Linked DNA regions of Homo sapiens: region 1 is linked to region 2. The links are chromatin contacts, found by Hi-C or POLR2A ChIA-PET in ENCODE. All regions are on one chromosome and are shown on one strand. Each heading gives the region's core, a stretch centred on a gene start or an enhancer-like site at or near the end of the contact. The rest is flanking DNA. Distances are from core to core; before and after follow the strand shown. Region 1 has its middle 31 kb from the start of LINC01206. Region 2 has its middle 110 kb from the start of LINC01206.

Region 1 (2,700 bases), core at 91-2,590, 82 kb before region 2:
CATCTGGTGTTACGACTTTCCGTTGATTTCAAATAACCTTCTTTCTACCACTGCACAATAACTCACAAGGTACAACCCTTCCAATGCCCACTTCATAAGTAAACAATAGCTTTTTCTCAAGAGATAGTGCCATATTTATTGTACAAGTTATGTCTTGCTTAACCGTTTAACATGGGTACAACTGTGCTACCACTTTTATTAGCTTTCTCTTATTTCATGTGTCACTGACAAAGTATTTTTGAGTGTTTCCCCAATCTCATTTTTGCCATAGTAACTATGATATTTATTGTATAGTTGTGCATATGTCACATTGCCACAAAACTGACTGTTCCTCTAGTGTTCAACAAGATCTTAAAGGAATGAAATATAGAACAGAAAAATGTTAATGAGTAGGAGAGAAAAAATAATCTTAAAGGTCAACTGTGATATCCCTACTCCCGCCCAAAATGTGTGTGATGTATTTGTGTATAATAGAAATAGAATGTACAGAAATGCTAAGATTCACTCTGAGGGATGGATAAAAGTAACCCATTTTCTTTATTTTTTATTGAATATCCAAATTTTCTGTAATTAACATCTACTATCTTCATAATCACAAATACATACATAAATTGTTGGCTTTTGTTGCTTGTTTTACTGTTTCTTACATCTTTTATAATCTGGATCCCAACCAAGCAATCCAGGCTCAAGCAGGAAAGGACAATTGTGGTGCCCCCATTGGAAGTTACTGGGAGCCTGGACTTGGGGTAAGGCTGGGACTGGGAGTTCATCTGGAAACCAAGCTTTCCCTTCTTCACAGTTTTGCCTTGGGCCAGCCCTGCCCAAACCCTTTACCCTCAAGCCTACTCAGGCTCCCATAGTACTAGTTTTAGGTCCTCTTCCCATGTGGATGAGAGTTGGCCAGACTTCCTTTCTAGATCTACTAGAATCACTAAAAGGGTATTGTGTGCGTAAAAACCAAATACCAATCTCCAGGTCTTAGATCCTATCCTCTTTCTTAGAAAATCCAGCCTTAATCCAGTTCGCATTTTTCCCCAAAAGCAGCTTATTCACTAATGGACCAGTCAGATTCCTCTCCTTGTTCATTTGTTCACACAGAAAAAGCTGCCTGGGAGACCACCTGTATCGGAAGGGCAGCTGATTAAAGGGTTGTTTTTTCTGAACACAGATTTTCAGGATAATGCTCAGGATTTTGCACATGTCAAAGTCTCACTTTTCCATATAACAACATGTGGCCTCCACAGGTAGTCCCCTGGTTCTATTTATAAATCCCATCGAACACAGAACAGAAATAAAATATGTATTAGTTTCTAAAGCTATGAAGTTTCACTTCCTCCTCCTCCACCTGACACACAAAGACCAAAACTTTTCACCCATTACCTAGAATTTGCCCATATGGAAATCTGTGTTGAGCCCAAGTCTAAAATAATTATTCAGACATTAACTCCCATGATGTTAAAAGGAATTTGATCAAGTAAGGAACTACTAAATCAAGGTGCAAAGATTAAAAATGTTTTATGTAGTTAATTTACAAACCAGAGTGGTTTCTGCAAAATGACTAAAGGCTCTCTTCCCAGAAAGAATAAACTTTTAAAATTGCCGAATAATATTCAAGAGACACCATGTGCTTTTACCTGATAATGTTTTTGTTTCTGTTTTTTGTTGTTTTTTGTTTTGTTTTTTGTTTTGTTTTGTTTTTTGAGACGGAGTCTTGCTCTGTCCCCCAGGCTGGAGTGCAGTGATGTGATCTTGGCTCACTGCAACCTCCACCCCCCGGATTCAAATGATTCTCCACCTCAGCCTCCCGGATAATGTTTTATTTTGCCTCTTTTTACTACCCTGTCAATGTTGAGAGAGGAGCTGTAAATAAGAAGCTATTTTATAATATAAATGACTATGAATACGAAAGTCTTCCTATAGAAAAAAAAAAAGTCTGCTTTAAATTTAAAAATTCTTACACCAGCTTCTTTACCTGGAATGATGCAAAAGCTGAATTAAATACTTAGCCTATTACCACAGGCTATGTCCACGTTATAGCAAGCCAATTTTTTCAGCTAAAATTAGTCACAGCACTTGAAAAGTAAATATTGCTTTCTTTAAATGGGAAGAAAGCCTGCCCAAGAAAGTATATGAAAATGTTTGTTTCATGACAATGAGTTCTATGTTTCTAAGGAGGAGTTTGAGGAAAAGCCTTGTATCATTAGCTATTTGAGAACTCATAGGCAAGTACACATAATCCTAATTAGGGGTCAGGGAGGGTACGGAAGGTGGAGGAAGAAAAGTTAAGAGATTCGTGATGTTGTAGATACATGCATGGTGCGCTTAGAAACTTCATCCTCTGTTTCCATATACTCTTTTTTTTTCATGTTCTTATTTATTTAGCATGTAGCATGACACATTTAAGAAAATTAAGTTACCTTTACATTTCTTGGTCTGGTCTGTTAAGGAAGGTCACTGGATTATTGTGTTTTGATGATATTAGTTATTTCTTTGAGACAACTTGCGTGGCTAATCTGATTTTTCACTGATGACCAATTTGGGTGTTTTTTTGTTTTGTTTTGCTTTTGTTTTTTTTTAAGATGGAGTCTTGCTCTGTCACCCAGGCTAGAGTGCAATGGCGTGATCTCGGCTCACTGCAACCTCCGCCTCCTGAGTTCAAGGAGGCCTCCTGCCTCAGCCTCCTGAGTAGCTGGGATTACA
Region 2 (2,889 bases), core at 32-2,531:
GGGGATTCATGAGATGAGCTTTACAGTTTCCTGTAGTCCTGTGGCTTCGTCAAAGCCAAGACAAGGAGCCTATTTCTATTAATGAAAATCCTGAGTAAACATGGGTGATATATATTAATAAGAAATGCCTTTGATTTGGCATCTTTTAGACTTTAGGTAACAATCCTCAGAGTTAGGATTTAATGCAGACTTGACTAATGCATAAATTAAGCAAGGTTAGCGTCCCCACCAAAGTGTCACTGTGGTCGGTAAAACAAACCCAGATTGATAATGGCTAAATTTAAATGAGAAAGTGTGTGTGTGTGTATACACAATTACATATAGGGCAGAACATAGAGAATTTCAGACTCAACAGACTTTGTGAATGCAAAGAGAAACAAAAATAGAAACCATCCAATAGCCAGATGGCTGAGCCTTCTATTTTTAAATATATCATGAGTTCTGTGGGAGTATGTCAATGAGTAGAACTAAGAAAAATGTGGTAACCTTTAGCGTTTCTGTGTTTTAAACAAAACAATATCACACAAGGTGTCAAATAGCAAGGAAACTATATTATGAAATGAAAGAAGTGAGTGCTTTTTAAGTCCATCAAGCCCAGCCTCTAATATTACACCATGATTCAAAGCACTAATCAAACGTTCTTCATGCTTGAAGCTGCAAGTTATTTACAATGACTGTAATATTTCCAAGAAATACTGAAATTAGTAGGTGAAGTTTCCTTTTTCTCCCTTCTCATATTTCTACACTTAACTTCTTTTCAAATGCCCTAATATAGTCACGGCGTAGCCACGAAACGTGACAGAATAAACACACCCGTGGGTCATCGATGAGCCAAACTTTGCGAAACATCTAAGAAAATGTGTTTGAAAAAGAACAGCACAGTTTAGAATTTTAGAGTAACTCACGAATCAGCTAACCCAGTCAGAAGATTACTCACTTAAGAATGATATAATTACTTTCAGTTTGCTTAAAGCCAGGGAAAAGTTGACACAGCAATTAAAGGAAAATGGGTGAAAAAAAATAGAGTTACATTATACCGACTAAATTCAGGCTGTTCCAAGGAATAGGCCCAAAGCTTATTTGAGGAAAGATTATCTTGACAAATTGGATAAACATTTTCTGCATGACAGGACGCTGATGGAGAGTCTGTTCTGCAAGCACACCTGGTGGTGGTTTGCTTCGTGTTTGACCAAGGTGTTCAGCTTGCCCGAGTTCTCCCAGGGGCTTTGTTTAACGTTCGGCAGGTAGGGGCAGAGCCAGGGTAGGCCTTGGTAACGGTTGTTGGGCTCTGCAGATGTCTTACCCCACCCCAGCCCCACCCCCATCTCCCCATTTGGGTTAAAACAACTCTTGGCTAGACCAGTCCACAAAAGGCAACACCAGACTTTAACAAACAGTTCATGCTTAAGGAGGCCTGCGGTCTGAAGTTCCTAAGGCAAATAAAAATGGCAAATGCAAATAAATGCATCAACACCCCCCTCTTTTTTGGCTTCCTTCCATAGTCAACTGGGATGGAGAGGTCAGGTCCAACACAGGGAATTACTATGGATGCGAACTTTCCAGCACACAAAGCATCCTGGTGCCAGGGTAGAGAAAGTACAAATTTGGTGCATTTCTGCTCAAGGCCATACTTACCTGGGCCCAAATGACTATAGATATGGAGAATCAGTGGCCTCCTGTAAAGTTTTTGTAGCAACTCTGGTGTTCTCAAATTGTCTAGAAGTCTTGGGCATCCTGAAAGTGTGTCTTTGCTATAACTTGGCATCTTTGAAATGCAATCACCCTAGAGGCAGTAATATGAGAATGGCTTCTTAGTGTTGGCCATTTGATATTTTCTAGTGCTGCCTTATCATTCAGGAAAGCACTAATTTGGGGAGCAGTATACCTAGAAATGTCATTAGACAGTGTGGGGATTTCCACTGCATTCAGGACCCACAGAGTGAAATGAACAATCCCGCTGTTAGAACAATTTTGCATTTTGTTAGGTCAATTTGGTTCAGCCAAAATTGCTTTGTGTCAACTAGTTTTAAGCCTGAGTTAACTTTTAGCCTATCCAGTGGTTCCAAACATAAATACCTCACATTACTGTGTTGGATACACTGGTTAGAATTTGAGTTAGGAGTAACAGTGGTTTTAATTTGTTAATTTTTTAAGTCCTTGGGAAGTTATTCCCAGCTGCCAGGATGTGAAGCGCCATGGAGCTCCACCCTCTACAAAGTCCACTTTGCAATTTTCAAAGGAAAACTTCAGTTTTATAGATTATAAATCCACACTCTCATCTTCAATGTGAACACACCTCCTTTCTCTCTCCAACCATTGCTTCATTTCTCTGCCCCCCCTTAATTTTTCTCAACAAGTAAACAAACTGAATACTGTAAAAATCAAATCCTAGGAAAAACCAGAACAATGACACTGCTTGATTCAAAGTCAGCTGACATTGAATGTATGTCTACTGCATCCCTAGACATATCTTGTATAATCCTCACCCAGGGAAATAAGTATTATTTATCTTCACCTTAAGTATGTGAAATCTGAAGTTTAGAGGACATTAAGTTACAAGTCCATGTTCACACAGCTAGAATGTCAAGAAGCCAGGAGTTATTTTCAGTGACTTTGTCCTTGATTCAGTTCCAGGGCTCATTTTCCAAGACTACATTTCTATGTCTTTTAAAGATTGATAGAGTCGGCAAGGCACAGTGGCTCACGCTTGTAATCCCAGCACTTTGGGAGGCCGAGGCGGGCAGATCATTTGAGGTAAGGAGTTCAAGAACAGCCTGGCCAATATGGTGAAAGCCCATCACTACTAAAAATACAAAAAAATTAGCCAGGCATGGTGGCATGCACCTGTAGTCCCAGCTACTTGGGAGGCTGAGGCAGGAGAATCGCTTG

Evidence for each region. A loop is a pair of places that touch in the nucleus more often than their neighbours do. ChIA-PET counts read pairs that join two places held with the same protein, here RNA polymerase II (POLR2A). Pooled maps may share reads with other maps.
Region 1: a map with no recorded cell type shows a loop between it and region 2 (5-fold over the local background). The contact joins two enhancer-like sites. A Hi-C loop is called at or near these places in 1 of 168 maps with a recorded cell type or tissue (astrocyte of the cerebellum), 2 of 37 single-sample maps with no recorded cell type and 2 of 50 pooled maps. POLR2A ChIA-PET finds 5 or more read pairs at or near these places in 2 of 52 experiments (B cell and OCI-LY7).

The regions. Positions count from the first base shown.
Region 1 is chr3:181,919,982-181,922,681 of GRCh38, reverse strand. No RefSeq gene overlaps it. Among named protein-coding and RNA genes, the nearest start is that of LINC01206, 31 kb to the left of the region's middle. Within about 2 kb of position 1,340, at least 2 of the 41 ENCODE cell types and tissues checked have a DNase peak (open chromatin) inside an H3K27ac peak, as active enhancers do; they include OCI-LY7, where a contact is called at or near this core.
Region 2 is chr3:181,837,628-181,840,516 of GRCh38, reverse strand. No RefSeq gene overlaps it. Among named protein-coding and RNA genes, the nearest start is that of LINC01206, 110 kb to the left of the region's middle. Within about 2 kb of position 1,281, at least 2 of the 41 ENCODE cell types and tissues checked have a DNase peak (open chromatin) inside an H3K27ac peak, as active enhancers do; they include OCI-LY7, where a contact is called at or near this core.